2 separate regions of the Homo sapiens genome follow, and region 2 is linked to region 1. A link is a loop called in an ENCODE intact Hi-C map of the cell type or tissue named here. Cell type or tissue: endothelial cell of umbilical vein. All regions are shown on one strand. Links, peaks and the distances in the headings refer to the core of each region. The heading gives the core; the rest is flanking DNA. Region 1 overlaps PI4KA (phosphatidylinositol 4-kinase alpha). Region 2 has its middle 99 kb from the start of MED15.

The links. Hi-C counts contacts between places; a loop is a spot of excess contacts. Peaks named below come from ENCODE experiments on the same cell type or tissue, not always from the same donor. Only the 100,000 strongest peaks of a DNase experiment are listed, where the experiment ranks them.
Region 2: it touches region 1 in a loop (26-fold over the local background); 8 of 110 quality-filtered maps call a loop at or near these places.

What each region holds. Positions count from the first base shown.
Region 1 is chr22:20,779,919-20,787,918 of GRCh38, reverse strand. All of the region lies in intron 19 of PI4KA (phosphatidylinositol 4-kinase alpha), which reads left to right. It overlaps SERPIND1 (serpin family D member 1), which reads right to left. Exons shown (of 5, transcript NM_000185.4): 2 at 7,718-8,000; 3 at 3,674-3,947; 4 at 1,771-1,915; 5 at 199-1,044. The coding sequence ends at 853. Among named protein-coding and RNA genes, the nearest start is that of SERPIND1, 9.8 kb to the right of the region's middle. In endothelial cell of umbilical vein, for the core only: a CTCF peak has its summit at 3,455 (motif pointing right); DNase peaks (open chromatin) are centred at 3,468, 3,928, 4,768 and 7,988; H3K27ac peaks cover 3,825 bases.
Region 2 is chr22:20,598,540-20,615,000 of GRCh38, reverse strand. It overlaps the pseudogene CCDC74BP1 and the pseudogene SMPD4P1. Among named protein-coding and RNA genes, the nearest start is that of MED15, 99 kb to the right of the region's middle. RefSeq lists an enhancer at 4,000-4,598 and a silencer at 14,324-14,514. In endothelial cell of umbilical vein, for the core only: a CTCF peak has its summit at 8,648 (motif pointing left); a DNase peak (open chromatin) is centred at 8,570; H3K27me3 peaks cover 144 bases.

The DNA of each region.
Region 1 (8,000 bases), core at 1-8,000:
CCCACAGTTCTGGGGTACTGCACAGACCCTCCCCAGGATTCAGCACACACCTGTCCTGTCCTGAGAACATGCCCTGCTGTGGCACATTGTGGTGCTCAAGTGACTTCCTCTCAGCCTTTATCATACCTGGAGTTATCCAGGAATTTGGATTTGGCTTTTGATATTTGAGCTTCAAAAAATAGAGAATTATAACAGATACACAGTAAATGTGGCTACATTTATTTATCTCTAGTATGGGAGACATGGCACACACTGTCCTCCAGGTCACAGGGAGGCAACAGCAGGAGGGACTGATGGCATTCATCATGGATTTGAAAGGTCAGGCTTTGAGAAAATTAAGCCCTAACATTAGCCCAGGGCACCCCTCATATGTCTTGAGGTGGCTTCTTCCCTGGACATCAAGAATGGTGCTAGTTGTGTACCCTCCTTGGGAGAGGTAAGGAATTAGTCACACCACTCATTTCTGTGCTTGGTATTCAGATGAGGGGCCTGGTGGAGAAAGGCTTGAGTGACAGAGTCAGGTGTGCAAGGATGGGGTCACCGGAGCGGGAGGTGCTTAGGACGCGCTGCTCAGGTTTGCTGTGAAGAGTGGGGAGGTGAGACCCTCTAGGTAACAGCAGACACACTACAGTTACAGTGACTTCTATGAGCTTACAGCATGGGCTATTGTGCAGAATTGATTCCAACAAGCCTCTCTTCTTGGTCGTTTCTAAGCTCCTCTCATATGGGCCTCGAATTCAGATTGGTAGCGTAAACTACGTAAATGATGCCAGAACATCTCTGTTCTCGTTGTTGGAATGGAAACAAAATGAGGGTGCCCCCAAGGCACTTCAGACACCTAGACCTCCACCTCTAGGACCTGCTGGGGTTGGCCACTCTTCCCATGAAGAGCAGGCAGCTGGTGCGATGCTCGTAGATGAGGAAAAGAAAGGGGCGGTCGACAGTGAAGCGGACTTGGGTGGACAGCGGCATGAACCCCACCGTGGTCACAGTGGTGGCTTGGGTGCCTTCCTCGTTCACTGTGATCGTGCCTTGGTGCTTGAACTGTTTGGAAAGGAAAGTTGTCAGATTCTGGAGGTCAGCACACAGAGGGCTAGAGTTCCCAGCACAATCTCATATCATTCAGGGAAAGGATCCAAAGACAACATGTAAGGTGGAAATCACAGCTGGTCAGAGTCACTCTTGAAAATATCTGTCACCACCTGTCAGGGGCAGCCGTTGCACTTAGAGGCCGGCTAGGTTCATGTTCCCTCTTGGCAGTGCCTGTGGTCTGAGGGTCGTGGGGGCTGGTGCAGGACAGCCACCCCAGCTCCAGCTCCCCACACTGCTGCGCACTTCTCCGGGATGGGGAACTGGGTCTGCTGCACTGTTTGGACTGGTGTTCTCTCTCTTTTGCTGAGCGCCCGATTGGTTTAAGTTAAGTATGTGTATAGTGCGGTGTTTAATGGCTCTTTCATGATTTGGCTGGGGGTAGCTATTTCCCAGACCGCAGCACATGTCTCCCCTGTCTCTGGTGTCAGCGGGAGTGGGGCTCACCCCATGGCTGCTCTTGGGATCCCCCCTGCCCAGTAAGTGTCTGCCAGGTGCCGTGCTCTCCAGCTGGCATCCATGAAACTAGGCATTCTGTGTATCCCACCCAGGCCGAAGAGCAGACTCAGCACCCCAAGCTGGGACATGAGATTGGGGGGTGGGTAGGAAGGGCAAGTGGAGGTGGGGCTGTGCTGAGGCAGACCCTGGGGACGGGTCGGGGGTGGACAAGGGAGTGGTTACCAGGTCGATGGCGATCCTTTGGTCTGAGATGCCTGCCATGTTGCCATTTTTGTCAAACAGCATCCTGATCCCCATCAACTTCAGGGACTCCACTAGATTGTAGTTCTTCTCCAGCTTGAATTTCGGCAGAAGCACTTCTCGAGTTCTAGACAGAAAAGGAAAGGGGGGCCCAGTTTTATTGAACCACAAGTTACAAAAGAATCATGATTTTCCCTTTAAAGGGCCACGGGTTATATTTATCACAGAATTGATATAGCACTTATTAAAATTTATATTCCGGGACTGTCAGTTGAGGATTTTAGGAAGCACACTCCTTTGTAATTCCGCTACTGAAAACTGAGGTGTGTTTTCTGTTGCATGATTATTTCCTTGAGACTGTATGGTTCGTTTCCTATCTTCAAGGTTAGCAGCAGAACTTTTCCTGGTTTATGGTTTAAAAAGGCATCTAAAATAATTCTCTGGTTTGGTTTCCCAATTTTAGGCATTTGGTTTTTTTTTTGTAATTAAGGAGTCGAATATCTGGTAGTGTACTTTTAAAAAGAACCTTTCCTGTATATACTAGACAATGCTGAATATTCTCAATCTTTGCCTCAACTTACTCAATCCCTAAGGGGGCGGATAGCAACAGTAGTGCCTGTGGAGTTAGTCTGGCACTTTGCAGGGGATAAAGAGATTTAAGGTGCAATCCCAGCTGGATGGGCAGGAAGGCTTGATCTTCTTCACTCTTTTACCTAGCTCATACCTTGCACCAAGTAAGATCTCAATTAAAAGTCAAATGGGCCAGGCACAGCGGCTCACGCCTGTTAATCCCAGCACTTTGGAAGGCCAAGGCAGGAGGACTGCTTGAGGCCAGGAGTTCAAGACCAGCCTGGGCAACACAGCGAGACCTCATCTCTACCAAAAAAAGTTTAATTAGCTGGGCATGAAGGTGCACGCCTGTAGTCTCAACTATTCAGGAGGCTGAGGTGAGAGGATCACTTAAGTTCAGGAGGTTGAGGCTGCAGTGAGCCATGATGATGCCACTGCACTCCAGCCTGGGTGACAGAACAAGACCCTGTCTCAAAAAAAAAAAAAAAAAAAAGATGCAGTCCCTTTCTCAAGAGCTGCCGGGCTGCAGGGAGGAATGGAAGGAGGCAGGTACAGAAGGGACGTTGTTAAGGAAAAATTCACAGAGCATGATGACTGGCTACCCGGGCAAATACCTTCCTCTGAGAGCCTACTTTTCTCAGTTTGGTTGCATATGTTTGTATTCTTGTCCTATAAGGAGGTTCAAACCAGAATCACTTCTTCATATGGGCCTAGCCAGTATCCAGTAAGACAGAAATAAGACCTCTCCATTCTTTCTGCCATGACCCAATAATAATCTCAATAAGTACTTAACACCTGCAGTTTTAACTACAAAGTAACGAATAATAATAGAGGAAATCATGAATGATGTGTCCTCGGTAGGCTAAGAGGACCTTGGAATTTCCTGGGCAGGGAAGAGTTGAGCCAATCTTTTTTTGAGTGCCTCCTAGGTTCCAAGTACTGGGAGGGGCGCTCAGCATCGCTGATTCTGTTATTTTCTCAAGTGACCCGGGGAAGTAATGGAATTATACCCATTTTAGGGATGATGAAGCTGGGACTCGAAGCCACAAAGCAAGCACCAAGCTGTCTCTAAGTCATCTGCCTCTAACTTCTGAAACTGGCCCCTAGAGGGCAGATGTGTCCCTTATGAATGCTCTCTAATCATCTCTTATCTCAAGCAACAAATTGGGGCTGAATTAACAGAGTGGCCCTGTATGGAAGTTCTTGGGTACTTGTACATAATTCTCCCTTTTTAAAAAAATGATCCATTTTCCAGTATTCCCAGACACCCCCAGCATCTGGGAGCTCAAAAGAACAAACACACAGTGTGAAATACCTGTTTGTCATGCTTTTTTGCCATCTCTCCACCACCCGGGGTGTCAGTTGCGCTTCGAGGGTCTTCATCCCAGACATCTTGTGTGGGACCACAATTAGCATGCTGATGCCCCCCACGTATTCCAGCTGGAGGATGTCGCAGTCCAGCTCCTGGTCATTTGCTGCGAGGAAGTTCCCCTTGGTCTGCATCATGGAAACCTTAACTACCTCTCTCTCATTCAGCCGGAAGTTGTGGTTGTGTGTCATTTCCACTGGGAATTTATTCACCCAGGATCCTGTAAAGGCCACAGGAAGAGGCTGTTATGAGAAGGTTCCTTTAGGGAAATCGTCTCACCCTTGAGAGTGAATCTGATTTCCCTGGAGGCCTCATTCAGATAGCCTGCAGAGCCGACCCCACAGTCTCTTGATTCCTGAGGCCTGATTTGGGCAGAAATTTGCATTTCTAACAAGAGAGGTTAACGAGAGGTTACCCGGACTGGAATAGTTTCTGGAGTAGGGTCTGATACGAACTAGTTGTTTGACCATGGTAAGGCACCTAACTCGCTTCTATTTCTTCATCTGTCACATCTGTCAAATGAGTAACTTTGAGCTCTTTCCAGCTTTTATTACTGTTATTATTATTTGGTTTTTGAGACCAGGTCTCACTGTGTCATGCAGGCTGGAGTGCGGCGATGCCATCATAGCTCACTGCAGCCTCACACTCCCAGGCTCAAGGAATCCTCCTGCCTCAGCCTCCCTCCCCAGTAGCTTGGACTACAAGCACATGCCACGCCTGGCTATTTTTTCTTTCTGTCTTTTTTTTTTTTTTTTTAATTGTAGATGGGGTCTTGCTATGTTACCTAGGCTGGTCTCAAACCCTTGGCCTCAAGCAATCCTCCTGCCTCAGCCTTCCAAAGCACTGGGATTATAGGCATGAGCCACCCTGCCAGCCTCAGCTCTGTCTTGATGGCCTTCATCCCTCACACTGTGATTCTGTAGTGACTAACAAGACATTTGGGTGATGCCATGTTGCCCTTAGGATCACCACTGTAGATATGGGGACAGTGCTGTGTATCCAGGAATAAGCCCATGTCTATGTTAGCTCTAAGATGTGAGTAACTAATAGTAATGGGTGACTAGTAGTTGAGAACTGGCCATGTGCCGGGCATTCTTCTCAGCACCTTTCCTGTATTATCTCATTTCTGCTCCTAGCAACATGCAAGTTGTGTGCGTTTTGTTATCCCTCTTTTACATATGAGGAAACAGAGGCACAAAGAAGTGAAGTAACTTGTTCAAGGTTTCTAGCTGGTGGGTAGAGCAGCCAGGATGAGATGAGCAGGAGGTGTCTTGGAGGTTGAAGTACCAGACAGCTCCTGCCTGCCTGTGAGTGAAGCTCGATTCCCTTCTCCCTGAGTCTGCCTCACCCAGGGTTTCTCAACCTCAGCATTTTTGACATTTGGGCCACATAATAGTTTGTGGCAATGTGGGCTGCCCTGTGCATGGTAGGGTGTTTAGCAACATCCCCAGCCTCCCCCTTCTAGATACCAGTAATGCTTACTCCAACCCCCCAGGTTGTGACAACCAAAAGTGTCTTCAGACCTTGGGGACAAAATTGCTCTTTTGGGAATCACGGCCCTTTCAGTTTGGATGGAGCTGTCCCATGTCTCTTGGGATTCTTTCCTTCTGACTTCCTCATGAGAGCCTGCCTCTGTTTATTGTGCTTTACAAAGTGATTATCACATTAAAATTAGAACAAAATTAGTAATGGAGATGATTCCATATGAAATTAAGTGAAATTAAAATTACACTTCTAGACACTCGTCCCCTTTGAGAAGCATCCATGAATGATTGGGTACTCCTAGCATTTGATCCCTTGTGATGCCCGGCATTGAGTGACTATTCTCATGATGGGGAAAGGAAGCAGAAGCATTTGCACGTGTGTTTACACTGTGGTATGACACGGGTTACTGTGTTTAGGAGATTGTCAACTGACCATGCCTGATCATTTCTCCACCTCCATGCAGGCAGGGATGGCTCACTGCTGTACTTCTCTGCCTGTCCCTGAACCCTCAGCCAGGGCTAATGCAGAGGCTCTTTGGTGTACTTGGGGGGCTCCAACAGACCAGTAGGTTGGAGGACTTTGATGCTGCCAAAAATGCTTCTGCCAGCCTGTTCTAAAGTCAGTCCTAAACATAGGTTATTTGCTAGTAGAAGTAAAATAAATGTCACTAACAATATCATATGTTTATCATATTGTACTAGTATTGTAATCTACAGTTTCATTCCCTCAAATTCGCTGAGCTCTTGTCATGTGCCACTCTGTTGCATTGCCATCGCTTATGGTTCTTCCCTCGGCCCTGTCAGAGTGGGTGTCATCTCTGTGATAAAGATAAGGAAACTGAGTCATAGAGATGTTGAATGACTTGTCTGAGGTCACACAAACGAGAAGTGGTGAAACCAGCGCTTAGACTCTTGTTTGCTCAATTCCAAAACTTGTACTAATAACCTGTAATGAAAAGGATATGTGTGTTCATCATGTACATGTGGTCTCTGTGTGTGTGTCTGCCGCAAGCCTGTTAGAACTCAGCCTTTGATTCCACCCACAGGAGGCCAGCATTGTGCCATGCCTTGGGGTGGAAACCTGGGTGTCAGAGTGACCCTGCTTGGCCTATCCAGCAGAATGCCTGCCTTGTAGAGCTGCAGGGGCCTCAGCCAAGGCACAGAGCAGGTGTGTGGACAGATCAGGAGGGGCTCTGGCCCCCTTTCCCTGAACAGAAGCCAGGAGCTGGGGGGGGTCTCCTTCCTTCGCCTGGGCTGCTATAAAACCACGGGAGCTAACTAGCAGAAAGCACTGGCCTCCAAGTACTGCCCTTTGCAGGTACCTGGTAGTCCTTGGTGGCAAAGAGAAGTGGTTGTGTGTCACCGCAATTAGTCCTGAAGCCGAACCATTCCTCGTGTTTCCCCTTCCACACTCTCAGCTTAGAGAGTAAAGTAGAGGTTTCTTCTGGTCTGGTCCAGGTGAGGATATTTGAAAAGAGAGGTTTGGATTTTACAAATCCATGCTTATTTATTCCTAGGATTCCAGGGGTCCTATGTGTGTGTGATGGGTGTGGGGTGACCTCCTTAAAAAGTGCCCTTGTGCTCAGCCCAGAACAGTTGCTGGGGAAATAGTAATTTATTTCTCCATCCCACCTGCCCAGTAGTTCAAAAGTATCCTGAAAAGCACTTGTAGGTGTCAATGTCAGCTGCTCAAGCTGAATAGTTCACAGGTGCATTTCTTTAGCCTTTTGTCTATATTCCTGCTTATTGATAATTGGGAAAGGAAAAGAGAAAACTCAAATCCAGGCTGGCCAAATGCTAAAACAGTTTTTGTATTATTTCTTCCAATTTAACAGATTGCTAGGGTTGGCCTCCCTGGGTTCAGCTTTGGCTCTGCCCCTTAATAACTGGGTGCCCTTGGAGCATCGTTTTACTTCTTTTTTTTTTTTTTTTGAGATGGAGTCTCACTCTGTCGTCCAGGCTAGAGTGCAGTGGCACAGTCTCGGCTCACTGCAATCTCTGCCTTCCAGGTTCAAGTGATTCTCCTGCCTCAGCCTCCCAAGTAGCTGGGAGTACAGGCACCCACCGCCAGGCCCAGCTAATTTTTGTATTTTTAGTAGAGCCAGGTTTTCACCATGTTGGTCTGTTGGTCAGGCTGATCTCGAACTCCTGACCTCAAGTGATCTGCCTGCCTCGGCCTCCCAAAGTGCTGGGATTACAGGCGTGAGCCACCGCGCCCAGCCCATCCTTTTACTTCATGTGTTGGTGGCTTCCTCTGTAAAATGGGGATGCTAATAACAGTGATGACCTCACAAGGCTGTGTTAAAGCACAGAGTTAGGGCTCAGTAAGTGTCAGATGCTACTGTCACTTCAGCTTGGCCTTCCCTGTCCCCGTTCCAGAGTCAATCTTGTGTCTAGTTTTCCTGGATAAATTATAGCTACAGTACAGTTCTTGGCATTCAATCTACCCACATACAAAAATAGTATGTTGTGGGTTTGCTGTGAGAACTGTAAAGGTGCCTCTTACCTTTGAAGTAGATGCAGTTGAGAATCATCATCTGGGTAGCAGGGTCTATATTCTCCAGAGCATCTTTTATGAGGCCCTTGGTGAGCTTCATGATGTGGTTGTTGGTTTTTGATATGAAGGCAGGGTCTGAGAAGTCAGCTATCTGGGCCTCAGCAAAGTAATACTCTCTTACTTTAGTTTTGAAGTCAAGCAGGATTGGAAACTGCTTCTGGATATAAAGGTCATTGACTGACCGCAGTGTGTACCCAAAATTCCTCCTGAAGAGGCGATGAGTCAGCTTACG
Region 2 (16,461 bases), core at 3,786-11,785, 180 kb after region 1:
TTTTTTTTTTTTTTTTTGAGACAGAGTCTCACTCTGTCGCTTAGGCTGGAGTGCAGTGGTGCGATCTCAGCTCACTGCAATCCCTGCCTCCCGGGTTCAAGTGATTCTCCTGCCTCAGCCTCTTGAGTAGCTGGGATTACAGGCACCTGCCACGGTGCCTAGCTAATTTTTATATTTTTAGTAAAGACGGGGTTTCACCATCTTGGCCAGGCTGGTCTTGAATTTCTGACTTCATGATGCACCCGCCTCGGCCTCCCAAAGTGCTGGGATTACAGGCATGAGCCACCATGCCTGGCTCCCCATCTCTTTTAATAAAAAAAAAGAAACTGAACAATTAATTCCCCACGCAGCCCCTAGCAACCACTATTCTGCTTTCTGTTTCTATATGTTTGACTCCTAGATCTCATATCTAAAGCATTTTTCTGTAGCACACAGTACTTCTTTGTGTGTGACTGGCATGCTTCACTTAGCATAATGGATTCGAGATTAATCCATGTTACAGCATGTGTCAGAATTTGCTTCCTTTTTAAGGCTGCATAGTGTTCCCTTGTGCGGATGTACCATGTTGTGTTTATCTATTCATCTCTCAGTGAACACTGGAGTTGCTTCTATTTTTATTTTATTATTTATTTATTTATTTATTTTGAGACAGGGTCTCGCTCTGTTTCCCAGGCTGGAGTGCAGTGGCATGATCTTGGCTCACTACAGCTCAAATTCCTGGGCTCAGGCGATCCTCCCACCTCAGACTCCCAGTAGCTGGGACTATGGCTGTGCCCCACCACACCCAGCAAATTTTTGTGCTTTTTGTGGAGACAACTTTTTGCTATGTTGCCCAGGCTGGTCTTGAACTCCCGGCCTCAAGCCATCCACCTGCCTCGGCCTCCCAAAGCACTGGGATGACAGGCCTGAGCCATCATGCCCGCTGGTTCTTTTCACTCTATCAGTAGTATCTTTTGATGCTGTATTTTTTTGCTTGTTGCTTGTGATTTGGGCATCATATCTAATAAATCATTGCCAAATCCAGTGTTATGAAGCTTTCTCCCATGTTTTCTTCTGTAAGTTTATGGTCTTAGTTCTTATCCTCAGGCCGCTTACCCACTTTGAGTTAGTTTTTGTCGATGGTGTGAGGGCAGGGCCCAGCTTCACTGTTCTGCATGAGGGTGTTCTGTGTTCCCAGCTCTGCTTATGGGAGACACTGTCCTTTCCCCACTGAATGGTCTTGGCAGTTATCGAGAATGATTTGACTACGTAATGCTCTTTTGCAGGTTTTTGTCGAAATGTGGCTTCAACACTATTCTCTGGAGATGTACCAAAAAATGCAGTTCCCCTCATGCCAAGGTAGGTTTCCATAGTTTTTCTTCCCACCTCCTGCTTCTGACCATGCTCAGCCTGCTGCTTCTTATCCTGCATTTGAGTGAGTTTTCACAGACCGGATGGTGGGAAGCAGAAATCCACCACCCACCCTTCATTCAGAAGCTGAATAAGAAGTGGGCATAGTTCTCTAGTTCCCGATGAGGAGCAGGTGGCATTGCACCCTGATATGTGGACACTGAGGCCTGGAGGTCTGGCCTCTCCAGGGCCTTTCCTGTGCAGCTTCCGGAGCCCCCTCCCTGGCAACAGGAACAGATGAGGTTGTGGCACTTTTGCTGTGGGGGTGGGGGAGCTGCAATGCCTCTGGGAGCCGCGTTCTCGTCTGTCTCCTCCACCATCAGCAGTGCCTTTGTGCTTTCCCATGAAGTGATGGCCCAGGGCAGACCCATGCCCACCATAGTGGCACCATAGTTAGCCTCCTTTGTCTGCCCCCCACTCCCCCACCTCCTCCAGAGCATGAGCAAGCCGCCATACTCATGGTGTGTGGGGCCTGGCGCCCTCCTACAAGCAGCCTGGCCTGCTTCCTCCCCCTCCGCCTCGCCTCTCCCCACTCTCTCTCTAGGCAGCATGCCCTGGGCACACATCCTGTAGTCCGGTGCCCGTGGCGTCTATGCATGGGAGACTTTGCCTTTATTGCTGACAAAGTTCCAGAAGGCTTCATCCAGAATGAAGGATCTGTGGGTGATGGAGTTAAACTTCAGAAGAGCCTCCTGTCACTTTTCCTCCGGTTCTGGAGAAGAGCTGTGGGTCTGTTTCTGCCACAGCCTCTGCAGCCAGTTCTGTGGCCCCATGCTTTGCCATGTGAAGGCTCTCTCAGAGCATAGGTTCCCCCAAATCCTCACCCTCAGCATCACCTGGAAGGAGCACAAGGAAAAGTTGGGGACCCCATCTTGGGCCTCCTGAGTCACAAAGAGCCTGCAGTGCCCTTCCCGCTTCCAGAGCAGACTTACTGCATATGCCTGGCTGGTGCCTGGGGGGCTGGTTGGTTCCTAGGGCCCCGCTTCTCCCTGGCGCCCTAGAACACTTGCTCAGCGCTCTTGCATGTGGCTTGACCTGGCAGGGGCAGGGGCCGCTGCACTGTGTCACCTTCCTATCTGCTGGTTCTGCCTACTGAGTGAGTGGAAACACACCTACTTTCAAGGGCAAGCCAGAAAGGCTCTTCTGGGCTGTCACCTGTGAGGATTCTGTGTCCTCATGGGTCAGGGGAACTGGCAAGGCGTCGTCCCTGCAGAGGGCAGGAGGTGCCTTTCCCCTCTTCTCAATGTTCGCTTCCTCTTGGCCAGACCTTGGGTTGCGTGAGTCCTGCTCAGAATGACTTGCAGTGGTGGGACGAAGTGCCCAGAGATGCTCCACTTTTTGCCTCTTCCAGTTGAGGCAAAAAACAAAACGTGAGAAAACTGGGTGGGTGGGGGTCAGAGAAAGGCAGCTGTGGAGGTCGGGGCCCCCAAGGCCCCTGGCCCTTTGCCGCTTGCCCAGGCCTATGCTGCTCCTGCCATACAGAAATCCCTGCCTGTCTCTGCTAGCTCTTATTTTCAGATGCAGGAAGTGAGGCTCCCAGGGTTGCCCTCCACACCCTGGTTGAATCCGAGGTGCATGCTTGCTCCCTGGTGGCCCCGTGGGCCATAAAGATGGCCAATGGCCCCACAAGCCACCGTGTTCCTTAGGCAAGGGCAGAGACGCACTGGAGAACTGTGTGTCTGTTTCCTGCCTGAGCCCTAGGTCTGGCACAGAGGAAGGCTGTGAAGGGCAACATCTCTCTGCCCTGCTCCTTCCCGCCCTGCTCTGCGTGTTGTGACATCTAGCAGGTGTGTTCTGATGTCTCCTGTGTGGAGCCCAGTGGTCGTGCTACTTGGGCAGGAGGCATGGCGCTCACGGGGCAGGATATGCACCAGGCCAGCTCTGGCTATGCTGGGCCGAAGGGGTGCTTCGGAGGCTGCAGCGCTGCAGGGTGGTAGATTGGAGGGTCCTGGCTGGGGGCCAGCTTAGCCTCAGTTTCCTGTTGCCTCTGGGTGTGTGTGGCTGTGGCCAGGTCCTCGGGGGCTCCTGCCCTTGGGAGCCCTCCATATCTGGAGGGTGGGAGTTCCTGATGCGGTAGGAGAGGTTGCCTCCTGGAGTCAGAGCTGATGCACACACCACCTCGGCTGACCTCCAGGCTGGGGGAGTGCGGAGGGCAGGGCCTGGGGGCCTGAGCCTGTGCTACCCTTGGGGACCTGTCCTCATCCTCAGCTCTCAGAGAGATCCACTCATGGAGGGGACATTGATTGGGTTTTAGACATAGGAATTGATCATGTCATATACAAATTTGATAAATTTCTCAAAACAACCCAGGGAAATCCAGTCAATTACATATGTGTCTTCTCTAGGCAGAGTCCTCCTCCTAGAACATGCTTTGCCAGTTTATTTTCTGGGCCTCAGGATCTTGAGGCCTTGGTGGCTGACAGCATGTCCCAGAGAGAAGGCCCTGGGTACTTGAAGGGCTGTGGTGTGCACATGGCACACACGGTGTGGCCTCAGAGTCACTGGGGAGAGCGGGTCCCATCTGGAAGGGCAGTGAGTTGGGCCCTTCCAATGAGCTGGAGAGGCCTTTAGGCCCCAGCGACATTGAGAGGCCACCCAGGTGACCTGGAGGGTCTATCCGCCCCCAGCCTCCAAGGCTGAGGAGAGTGCTGTCACAGCTCTGGCCTGGCTGCCGAGGAGGGTGCTGCGCTGGTCACAGCTGCTGGGACTGCAGTTGTTTGGATGGTCACTGACCATGCTTTTGTTGTTTTTTTCTCCTCACTTCTGGGCTCGTTCTCATTGCTTTCTTTCTCCACTTCCCCCTCCCATGTCCGGTACCATGTCTCTCCTTCACCACCCTGTCCTCTCATGCTTTTCTCTTCTGCCTCTTCCGGCTTCTCTCTGTTCACTCTCTCAGCTGGAGGTGCTGCACTACCGACTCTGTGTCTCCAGTGCCCACCACAGCCCCCGGCAGCCCAACCTCCAGGCCCTCCACACCTACCAAGTACTGGCTGTGCTCGTTCATTCCCTTCCCCTGCCCGGAGTGCGTGTCTGCGCCTGGCAAAGCAAGGGGCTGGCTGGGCCCAGCTGCAGGTGACTCAGAGGCTAGTTTCAGGCAGAGTGAAGCCCCTGTGTTGAGGGAGGCAGAGATCAGCCTCCAGCCTGGCCTGGCCCCTGGCTTTGCAGACTAGCCTGGCTTGTGGGAGTGGGGTGTGGCTGTGTGTCAGAATGAGGCATGTGGCCTGGGCTGGCCAGACTCCCCACCAGTGGTGGAGGTGTCACAAGTTCTCTGGTGTTGGAGGCTCTGTGCTCGGCCCTGGTTTGAAGAGCTGGAGTCGTGAGGCCTCTGCAGTGGCCCGGTTCACCCCCACTCTGCAGGGCCCAGTGCTAAGGAAGGAGCTGAAGACACAGAGGCCTGGGACTTACGGTAATGTGGGTGCTGCCCTGTTCAGAACTGTCATCCAGCTTGGAGGTTCCATGACCCAGACTGTGTGTGAGGCAAGGGGGTTGGGGAGGACCTGGGGCTTGGCCCTATAGCTCACAGAGGCTGTCAGTCCTTCACCTAGGGAGCCCTGGCCACTCGTAGACACCTGTGGAGGTGGATGAGAATAGGTAGTGACCTCATAGAGGTTGTGGTCTGCCTAGGCACAAATGACAAGCGTATGGATGGATTTGAGGTCAGTGAAGCAGAGTTCAGGCCCATGGGGGATTTCGGGGACGACAGAGTTAGTGAGTCTGTGAGAGCCCGGGGAGACGAGCTGTGCCCACAGCCAGGGGTCTGTCCCGTTCACCCTGCGAAGGAGCACACGTGATTGAATGGGAATTTGAGCGCAAGATGAAAAAAACATGTGGGCCCCAAGTGCCGGTGGGTTGGGATGGCAACCACTGCATGTGATGGCGTCCCTGTTCCGCAGGAGCCACTGGAGAAGAGGGACATGAGGGCTTGGGCCAGGGCAGTGTCCAGGAAGCATCTAGCAACCCCCATGGCAGGACAGGTGACCAGGGAGACCCTGGAGGAGTGAGCTGAGGTGCTGTGAGGCTGGGCCCAGTGGGAAATGCGGGGCTTTGGGTACACATCTTTGAGAAGCAAGCAGGTGTGACTGTGGCCAGGGACTACACATGGGAATGTGGCCCAGGAGGGGTACAGAGCTGAGGGAAAAGTTTGGCTCAGCAAATCTGTGGGAAAATAGCCTGAGAGGCTTTCATGTGACTGCTGGGGGCAGGGGCAGACACTGGCCCCTCCAGACCCTCTGGAAGGACCAGGTGATGTTGGGTAAGTGAACCTGCAGGGGAAGGCAGGTTCCCAGTTCCTATGTGGATGCTGTCCCCTCCCGTGAGCTGCAGGGAGGATGTCATGGCTCAGGATCCCAGGCCAGGATCAGAGGGAGGGCCAGGGGTGAGACTGGAGGAGAAGGACCCTGGTCTAACTTCCCACCCCACTAGTACCATTCTAGTCGGGCCGTATAGGTACTGGTTTTCTCCTTCCTTCCAAAGCAATGCAAATTCATTGCCTAAATACTTAAAGATAGAGATAGAAGAAAATAGCCAGGTACGGTGGCTCAAACTTGGAATCCCAGAACTTTGGGAGGCCAAGGAAGGCAGATTGCTTGAGCTCAGGAGTTTGAGACCAGCCTGGGAAACATGATGAGACCCCTGCCTCTACAAAAAAATAGAAAAATTATCTGGGTATGTTGGTATGTGCCTCTGGTCTCCGCTACTCGGGAGGCTTTGGTGGGAGGATCCCTTGAGCCCAGGAGGCAGAGGTTACAGTGAACCGACATTGTGCTGCTGCACTCCAGCCTGGGTGACAGAGTGAGACCCTGTCTCAAAAAAAAAAAAAAAAAGAAAAAGAAGAAGAAGAAAATACCTCCATTCCCAGCCTCAGCCACTGATCTGTGGGGTGTGTCTCCTGGACCTGTGGGGACATTTTCCTGACGGGCAGACTTGAGTGGGCAGTGATGTGAGCAGTGGTCCATGTGGGTTCTGCAGCATCCCAGGATATACCCAGAGGCCGGGCCCTGCACCAGTCTCAGCATCACAGATGTGTTGAGGCCCAAAGGGCTGGGGGTAAGCATGGAGAGGCGAGCATGTCCACTCGGACTCAGGGGCCCACCCTCAGTGCCCCCTTCTCCTGCCCTCATCCACTCTTGATGCTCCCCCCTGCCCTCTCAATGCTGAGCAACCAGAGAAAGCCCACAGCCAGCAAAAAGGCTTTCCTCTTGGGTGTAGGTCTCCAGGATCCTGCTTGTACATTGTAAATCAAAAGCTTGGCCTGTTAGCTTGACTGTGCTCTTGTCTTGGGGTTTTCCTGACCACAGGTCTGTGGGCAACAGAGGAATTGATGCCCAGCGCTTCTCCCAGGGTGAGCCCTCATCCAGCTGTGTCCAGAATGAGGAGCAGATGGAAGGAATTGGGGAGAAAAGTGAAGGTTCTTATTTTTTGAACAGGGTCTTACTCTGTCACCCAGGCTGGAGTGCAGTGGCACGATCCTAGCTCACTGCACCAAGAACACCTGGGCTCAAGCGATCTTCCCACCCTAGCCTCCTGAGTCACTAGGACTACAGGTGCACACCACCATGCCCAGCTAACTTTTTAAAATTTTTGTAGAGACAGGGCCTCCCTATGTTGCCCAAGCGAATCTCGAATTCCTGGCCTTAGCCATCTTCCCTGGGAGACCCTGGATCCAGAGCTTGGGGGTGACATCGGCCTCCTCCTGCCATGAGGATCAAGATAGGCAGCAATGGCCAAGGGCACAGTCTGGCGGGCCATAGCCCTGTGCCACCCACCGCGGGTGTGCAGCGGTGCAGAAGCAGATGCGTCTGTCTCAGCGAGTTCTCCCCAGGTAGGCTGTGTGGGCGCTGGGCCAAGCACTTCCCTACCACGAGCTGGTCGCAGTTCAGACCAAGCAGTGCAAGGCACACCCGCTGGGTGTGAGGCACAGTGGTGGCCCCACTCTTTGCCTGGCTCGTGCCTCCTGTGTGGAGGCAGATCAGCTGTCCCAGGGCGGGCTGTGGTCAGACCTGGAGGCCACGTGCTGCAGCCCTTCCCAGGCCCTGACTCCTCTTCCTCCACCTAGGAGTCGTTCATGCCCACCAAGGGGCACATGCTGGTGGTGCGCCTGCCACTGAAGCACCTGCACGCCTTTGCCGACAGCCTGAAGCCAGAGCAGGTCTCACCTTTCGTCCACTCCCACACCACCAGCCCGCTGGGGGAGTTCAAACAGTGGGTGGCCCTTGCGGCTTCCAGCCGCTGCTGTCTCCTCCTCGTTCCCCTCCTCCGGTGTTGCCCACGGCGACCTCTCCCCGGGGCATGGGGGGCAGGGTGAGGGGAATCCCTTCCTGCTCACAGAGCACGTGAGGCCTCTGGAGGGCTACGCAAGTGCCTTCTCAGCTAGCCTGGTGGGGCTGCCGGCTGATCTCTGGCTCCCAGAGCCTCTCTCTCCAGACTGGCCAAAAAGGCCCCATCACGGTGCCGTCTCTTGCTCCTCCCCACCCGTCAGGAGAAGGGTTGGGGCGGGTCCTGACTCCCAGGCCCATCGGGGCTGGCAGAGTGGGCTGTTTTGTGTGGGGCTGAGGTGAGGTGTGTGCAGGAGATGCAATGGCTTGGCCGCCTGCATGCTGTGTCCTCGGGATGCTCCCTAACCTCGGTTTCTTCCTCTGAAGAATGGGGCTGAAACCAGCTCTTACCACTCAGAAGTGCCTAGTGCTCTCTCCCAGCAGAGCCAACCCTCACTAATGGGAACCCCGGGCTCATCTGTGAGCAGGGCCACCTTACTGTGCAAGCGGCTGGTGACCCTCCCCTCCTCTGCAGGCCGCTGTCCCGAGGTTAGTCCAGCAGAAACTCTACCTCTTCCTGCGGCATTGCTTTGGCCACTGGCCCTTGGACGCATTGTTCAGAGCTAGGAGTGTCGGCCCCATCACATGTGTGCCTGTGTCTTCTGTGTGCCCCAATGAGGGAGGTCCCCTGGGGTGGATGAAGGAGAACAAGTGTTGTCACAGAGACCTTGGAGAGGAGGGGGCCTTGGAGGGCCACGTTGTTCTTTCTGTTTCAGTTTCCAAAGGCAACCCTCAGGCACAGCAAAGCCCTGCCCCATCCCACCTGTCTGGTGCCAGACAGGTTTCTACTCTTACGCAACCAGGTAGCACTGGGTCCCGTGGGCCGGGAAGAGCCCGCCCATGACCCTGGCTTCTGAAGAGCAGTGAGAGAACCAAATCTCACAGGGCTGTGCGCGTCTCTCCTGCGCCCTCTGGGGGACGTGGGAAGAGCCAACTTAGCTGCCACCTGGGTACCTGGGTTCCAGGCCATCAGAGGATTTGGCCCCAGCCACTGGGCCTTCAGCACACACCTCCCCCACAGGTCCTGGAGGTGTGGCTGAGCTACCTGCAGCCATGGTGGTATGCAGCTGACAAGCAGGCTGCCAGCAGCAACTCCCAGCCCCAGTGTGTCTGAGAAATGGTGAGCCCTGGCCCCCTCTCCTCACATGCCACTGGCTCCCCTGGGCAAATGTTGCTCCAGTGGGTGGAGGCCAAGACAGCGGCCTGTGCTGGGGTCAGCCTGGCCCTGGCCCTCTCCCAGCTGCTGCTGAGTGGAGCACAGACCAGCCCTTCCTAGGCTCAACTTCGCCAGGCCCTAGAATGGGTTTCTCATGGAAGCAGTGGGTGACCTGTCCCCTCTCCCTTCTGGCCCAGACAAATTTTCATGGTGACCCCCAAACTGTTCCTTAACCCTTCCTTACCAGCACAGAGCAGACCAGTGGCCACCTTCCCCTCATCTCCTGCTTGATCCTCACAGCAGACCCCCCCAGGCTTCCATGGCACCTGGCGTGGCCACTGACCTCTCCTTTCCTTGCCCGAGGCCTTCCCCTTTGGACCCTCTGGGGGATCCTCCCTCAGCCCCCTCAGGCTCTGGGCTGGCCTCTGCCATGGTGGCTTCAGTCCTCTTGGAAAGGGGCCTCAGGCCTGCTAAGGATGCAGCAACCTCAGAGGGCCTGGGTCTCACCTGCCTGTGTCCTGCCCTCCCTGCCTGCCAACAGTCTCCTGAGCTGTCATCCATAACACTGCACAGTTAAGGCTGAGACCGGCTGGACCCTGCCTGCCCTGCAGCCACCAGGCACCAGGCACTGGGTGGAAGACCGCAGGTATACCCACAGAGGGGGTCTGCACAGACCAAGCTGCGGGCCCATGGCACCACAGTTTCTCCCTGGCAACTCGTGGCAGCATCCTTGGGAGGCGGTCTTGGTCTCTGGCATGCGTTTGTCTTGGCTGGGTTGGACATTGGCTTCTGTCACTCCTCCTGGTGTTTGCCCTCCTGCAGACACTGTCGGGGGCTCTGTGAGCCACCAGCTCCCTCATTTGCCCTCCCCATGTCGGCCACCTGCTACATGGGAGACACTGCTGGGCAGGACCTCAGGAGGACACCCCTGGGTCATGGCTCCCCAGATACCTCGGAGGCATCCTGAAAACCTGTGGGCAGCAACCAGGTTCTCTGTGCCCCCGGAAGTGGGCGCTAGGTTCGTCTCCTGCCTTCCAGTTCGAGCAGCTGTTCCCGGAGCCGGAGCTCGTCATCCCCCTACCGCCAGCACCGACTCTTCACAGCCTGCACATTCGCCAGCAGCATCCTGTCATAGTGGCCACCAGTGGTCACTGATGCCTCCTTCAATGTGAAGAGTCACATCTATGGCCTGGAGGGCCAGGACTGCAAGTACACCCGATGTTCGGGCCCGAGGCTTACACCCTGGTGAGTGGGTTGGCGGTGCCCCTTCACAGGACCCCTGGAGCCACAAGGCTGAGCAGAGGCAGGGAAGTGCTGTGTTCTGGCGGGAGGGAGGGAGGTTGGGCGGAGAGTTGACGCACATCTCCTTTCCCCGTTTCAGTAAAGTCTGATTTGTTTCTGATAACGAAGGCAGTGTTGGGAAATTTCACATTTAGAAGATCATTCTTTAGTCTTTAAAAGTCCTCCAGCAGAAGCTGCTCCTCCCGTCACTCAGTGATCTGGCTGTGCACCCATCTTAGGGCCCCCAGCCAGCCTGCCTGGGTGGCAGTACAGGCGTATCCTGCCGGTGACCTGCCCTCGCCTCCCTTGCAGGTCCTGCACCTTACTCAGCTCATCACGCAGGCCAAGCACACGGCCAGGTCCATCTCGGACCAGTGTGTGGAGACTCCAGCTGGCCACTCCTTCCTGTTGTGGCTGGGCTTTGGCCCCACAGACACCAACGGCTCCTATTCAGCCATGACCTGGGCGAGATGGGGCAGGACAGCGTCCAGAAGATGGACGAGTGCCTGGAGGAGGCCCTGGCGTACCTGCGCCAGATATTCCGAGTATGAGCAATGGGGCCTGTTCCACGGCCGTTAGGGTCCCCTTCCCCGAAGGATCCACTCCCCCTTTGCCCATGGTCAGCATGCATCCGTCCCAGGCCCCATGCAGATGAACCCGGTGTTGTGGGAGGCAGGCCCACACCCCGAGTGTCATGTCCGGGTGCTCTCGTTGCCACTGTTAGAGGCTGGTGGGGTGAAGACTGGTGTTCCTTTGCCTTGACACTGAGGGCAGAGGAGCTTCTCTCTCTCTGGTAGCTCAGTGAAGTGCAGCTCACGCAGAGTCTCTCACACTTGCCTTGGACACCATCCAGGATGAGAATGGAAAGAAGCAGCTCCGGACTGCATCGCGGGTGAGGACAGACTCATCCCCACGCCCCTGGGCCAGTACCAGGTGAGAGGCCCAAGTCCCAGAGGTGCATGGGTTGGGCCCTGACGTGTCCCCAGCTCCCTCCTCCCCTGTGAGCAGAGATGGCTTGGCTCTTCTGAGTTGTGTGCAGGGGCCATGTTTCCTTTTCTCTTCTTTCTTTTTTTTGAAACAAGGTTTCCCTCTCTTGCCCAGGCTGGAGTGCAGTGGCATGATCTTGGCTCACTGAAACTTCCACCTCCTGGGTTCAAGCGATTCTCCCACCTCAGCCTCCTGAATAGCTGGGATTACAGGCACATGCCACCATGCCTGGCTAACTTTTTTTTTTTTTTGAGACGGAGTCTTGCTCTGTAGCCCAGGCTGGAGTGCAGTGGCGCAATCTCGGCTCACTGCAAGCTCCACCTCCTGGGTTCACGCTATTCTCCTGCCTCAGCCTCCTGAGTAGCTGGAACTACAGGTGCCCGCCACCAAGCCCAGCTAATTTTTTTTTGTATTTTTTTTAGTAGAGACGGGGTTTCGCAGTGTTAGCCAGGATGGTCCTGATCTCCCGACCTCGTGATCCACCTGCCTCAGCCTCCCAGAGTGCTGGGATTACAGGTGTGAGCCACTGCACCTGGCCAATTTTTGTATTTTTAATAGAGACGGGGTTTCATCATATCGATCAGGCTGGTCTCTAACTCCCGACCTTGTGATCCGCCCGCCTCGGCCTCCCGGAGTGCTGGGATTACAGGCATGAGCCACTGCACCTGGCCAGGGCCATGTTTTCTGGCCCAACCCTATAGCCTGGGTTTCTAGATCATCAACAGGCTGCAAAGGTTTGAAATTGAGTACCAGGGGGACCCGGAGCTGCAGCCCCTCTGGAGTTATGAGATTACCAGCTTGGTCTGAGCATCCTTCCGGCTGTCATCTGCCATCAAACACAGAGTGAGTGGGCAGGAGGGCTGGCCTGGCCTCTTCAGAGAGGGTTCTGGGTGCTCCTGCCTGGGGTGCAGTCTCAGGGTGGCCTGTGGGGGTGGGGTGCAGCTGTCCTGAGGCCTGTGGTGCCACCACCCCATGCCCCCGTGCCACTGCCTGCGCTTCAGTTTGCAGACCAGATGGCGGCTCTGTGTTCCTGAGATGACTTCCTTGCCAGCTTCTGTTGCTACCACCTCACAGAGCCCACGCTGGCCAGCGGCCACAGGCTCAACCTGCACTTCCTAGGCAGCTACCTGACACTGCCCTGGCTACTGCTGGCTTTCTTCATGGCCTCTCTGTTCTGCATCAGGCCCCTCACCTGTGCACTGCTGTTCACCCTGGGCTACGCCCTCTACTCCTTGGCCATGATGTTGCTGACCAGGTGGGGAAGCTGCACCAGCCCTGATGGCATTGGAGGTGGGAGGCCACTCCAGGTGGGAACATGGTTATCTTTGGGCTCCTGGTGGGGGCAGGGGGGTTCCTGCAGTCGTGGATGCATCTAGGGGAAATGGGACTAAAAAGGGAAGAAGGTAGCTTCAATAAAATCTAGTGCTTAAAGACACAGCAACTGTTCGATGATATTGAAGTATTCAAAATATATGACAACTACAGATTCACTGACAGAAACCACCACGGGGTATCTCACACCTTCATTCACCCCACAGATGACACACCAGGGAGAACAGCGTCTCGGTGGTGATTTTTTTTTTTTTTTTTTTGAGACAGAGTCTTGCTCTGTAGCCCAGGCTGCAGTGCGGCGGTGCGATCATGGCTCACTGCAACCTCCGCCTCCCAGGTTCAAGTGATTCTCCTGCCTCAGCCTCCCGAATAGCTGGGATTACAGGCATGCGCCACCATGCCCAGCTAATTTTTGTATTTTTAGTAGAGATGGGGTTTCACCATGTTAGTCAGGCTGGTTTCAAATTCCTGACCTCATGTTAGCCACCCACCTCAGCCTCCCAAAGTGCTGGGCTTACAGGTGTGAGCCAGCGCGCCCGGCCAGTGCTTTGTATTTTTATGTAAACTCAGAATACAGGTATTTTAGGGCCTGTGACCAAAAACCAAACCAAGCTTGTAACTCCACCAGGGATCTGAATAAACCTGCCCTTGCTTTTGAGTTTTCCGCCGCCTAGGCTCAGTATCCAGGCGGTTCACCCATACAGGGTCCCTGACCACGTGGGGGCTGTGGAAACAACTGCTGGGCACCCTGTTGGCCCCTCACCCCAGTGTCCACGGGCCTGGCCCTCTGGTTTCCTTTGCTTTCCTTGCCCAGGGGCACAGTAGACTCGGCAGCAGCAAAACCAAGGCGCATATTAACACTGAAGTGCCTGAGACAGAAAGGGGCTGGGCCGGAGCCATGTGAATTTTGCCTTCTACTCAATATCAACGTTGAGTAGATTGGCCTGTAATCCCAGAAGTTTGAGAAACCAAGGCAGGGAGGATCACTTGAGTCCAGGAGTTTAAGCCCAGCCTGGGCAACACAGCAAGACCCCATCCCTACAAAAGATTCAAAAAGTTGGCTGGGCGCGTGGCCCACGCCTGTAATCCCAGCACTTTGGGAGGTCAAGACAGGCAGATCACCTGAGGTCAGGAGTTCAAGATCAGCCTGGCCAACATGGTGAAACTTTGTCTCTACTAAAGACATAAAAATTAGCTAGGTGTGGTGCCACCTACCTGTAATCCCAGCTACTCGGGAGAGGCAGGAGAATCACTTGAACCTGGGAGCTGGAGGTTGCAGTAAGCCAAGATTGTGCCACTGCACTCCAGCCTGGGTGACAGAGTGAGACTCCGTCTCAAAAAAAAAAAAAAAAAAGATTCAAAAAGCTAGGTGTGGTGGCTCACACATGTGGTCTCAGCTACTTGACAGGCTGAGGTGGGAGGATCACCCGGGCTCAGAAGGTCAAGGCTGCAGTGAATGATCACGTCACCGCACTCCAGCCTGGGCGACAGAGCGAGACTCTGTCTCCAAAAAAAAACAAGCTGACGACCTGAAACATATGCCACCATGTCTGTGGCTTCCAGAAGCTCTGAGGATCTCGGGAGTGGCTGGGGACTGTGCACTCAGCCCCAGGGCAGCGTCTGGCCAGGAATGGAGGCAGACACAACCTACTGAGTAGAGAACTAAGAACAGCAAAGCCAAGTGAGGAGGCAGGGTCTTGGTGGTTGGGGCCTGGACACTGGAGAGAAAAGGGGACTACTGGCACGAGAGCAGAAGCAAAATGCAGTTGGGGGTTCCCAGCCAGGAGGCACTGGGGGGGACTTCCAGGGAAGGTCTGGGGTTGGAGCAACCCAGGAACCAGTTCTGGGGCACAAGGAGGAGGAAGCTCTGGGGACTTCTAGGAGGGAGGCTGGTGGCCGGGGTCCTGAGGAGGCCAGGCTAGAGGCAGGAGTTCTTGCACATTCTCGTCTCTCCACCCCGGACGCCTCCAGAGTGGTTTACTCTAACCGCCACCACCTCCTCAACTCCTAGGATGCCCTCAACTTTTTGCCACTGGACCACACTTCCCTGCTGTGAACAGGCCAAATCTAGATGCTTCTCAGACCTCATGGCCTGGAGCCTCTGGCAGCACAGCTTCAGGCTCTCCAGACACCACCCCTGCTCCCTGCACCTCCACATCCCCCTCCTTGCACCAGGCAACGCTATTCCCCTGGAACCCATTTGTGGCCCACTCTCTTCCATGACCAACACATCCTATCTCTAGGATGTACCAGCACCCACATGATCCCAGGTGACTCAGATTCTGATCGCCTCATGCAGGCGACCCACAAGCAGAGGCCCTGTGTAATCAGGAGAACTCTATACCTTTCCTCTTGGACATCAAAGAGCAAGTTAGATCCCCTAAATGGCCAATAACTCTGACATTTCCAACATAGAGAGGACTCTTTGTATTTTTTTGAGACGAGGTCTTGCCATGTTGCCCAGGCTGGAGTGCAATGCACCATCATGGCTCGCTGCAACCTCCAAATCCTGGGCTCAAGCAATCCTCCCACATCAGCATCCCACCCAAGTAGCCAGGACTACAGGCACGCACCACCACACCCTGCTAATTTTTAAATTTTTTTGTAGAGATAGGGGTCTCACTACATTGCCAGGCTGGTCTTGAACTCCTGGGCTCAAGTGATTTGCCCGAAGCGCTGGGTTTATAGGTGTGAGCCACCACACTGGAGAGAGGACTCTTATGTAGCCTTCACTTTAAAAATTAAGCTAGCTTCCCTTGACTCTCAAAACCAGAATTCTTAGCAGAATTTTCCCAAGTGAGAAGGGGCCGAAATATATAAAATTATTTCCCAATCAAGAATTTCTACTTTTGGCCAGGCACAGTGGCTCACGCCTGTAATCCCAGCACTTTGGGAAGCCGAGGCAGGTGGATCGCCTGAGCTCAGGAGTTTGAGACCAGCCTGAGCAACATGGTGAAACCCCATCTCTACTAAAAATATAAAAAATTAGCCAGGCCATCATGGAGGCTCACACCTGTGGTCCCAGCTACTCAGAAGGCTGAGGTGGGAGGATCGCTTGAGCTTGGGAGAAAAAAAAAAAAAAAAGAATTCCTACTTTCTCCCAACGAGTATTCCAGCTATGAAAATCACCATTGACTTTAATATCCATGTGAATCTTTGTACGCCCTTAAGAGATCAGAAGAATGCAAAGAAGTGAGAAGAGGAGGAGGAGCAAATGCTTTCCAGCCACAGCAGGAGGCTGGCACTTTGGAGGGTGGAGGCCTTTTGACACCCAGCTCAGCCCAGGGGAGCACAGGGTCAAGCCGAGGGTCAGTCACCAGGCAACTTCTCTCTCCACTGTTGGGTCTTCCTGGCTTCAGCGCCTCTGCAGCCTCCTCCCTCCAGCTGCCTCCAGCTGTGCTGACCTCTGGGAGAGCAGCCAGGGAGCACCTGGCTGCATGTGCTGTCTCGGACTTCCCAAGGAGTGCTCAGAGCACTTTTTTCTCAAGATGCTCAGGGGAAAAGCTACTCGGGCCTTCTAGAGAACCAGACTTTGTCCTCTTAAGATTCAAAATGGTAAACCGGGCGCGGTAGCTCATGCCTGTAATCCCAGCACTTTGGGAGGCCGAGGCGGGTGGATCATCTGAGGTCGGGAGTTCGTGATCAGCTTGACCAACATGGGGAAACCCCATCTCTACTAAAAATACAAAATTAGCCAGGCATGGTGGCGCATGCCTGTAATCCCAGCTACTCAGGAAGGCTGAGGCAGGAGAATCGCTTGAACCCAGGAGGCGGACGGAGGTTGCGGTGAGCCGAGATCGCACCACTGTACTCCCGCCTGGGCAACAAGAGCAAAACACAGTCTCAAAAAAAAAAAAAGAAAAAAAAAAGATTCACAATGGAGACCGGGCCTGGCGGTTCACGCCTATCCTAGCATTTTGGGTGGGAGACCAAGATGGGAGGACTGCTTGAACCCAGGAGTTCAAGACCAGCCTTGGCAACATAGCAAGATCCTGTCTCTGT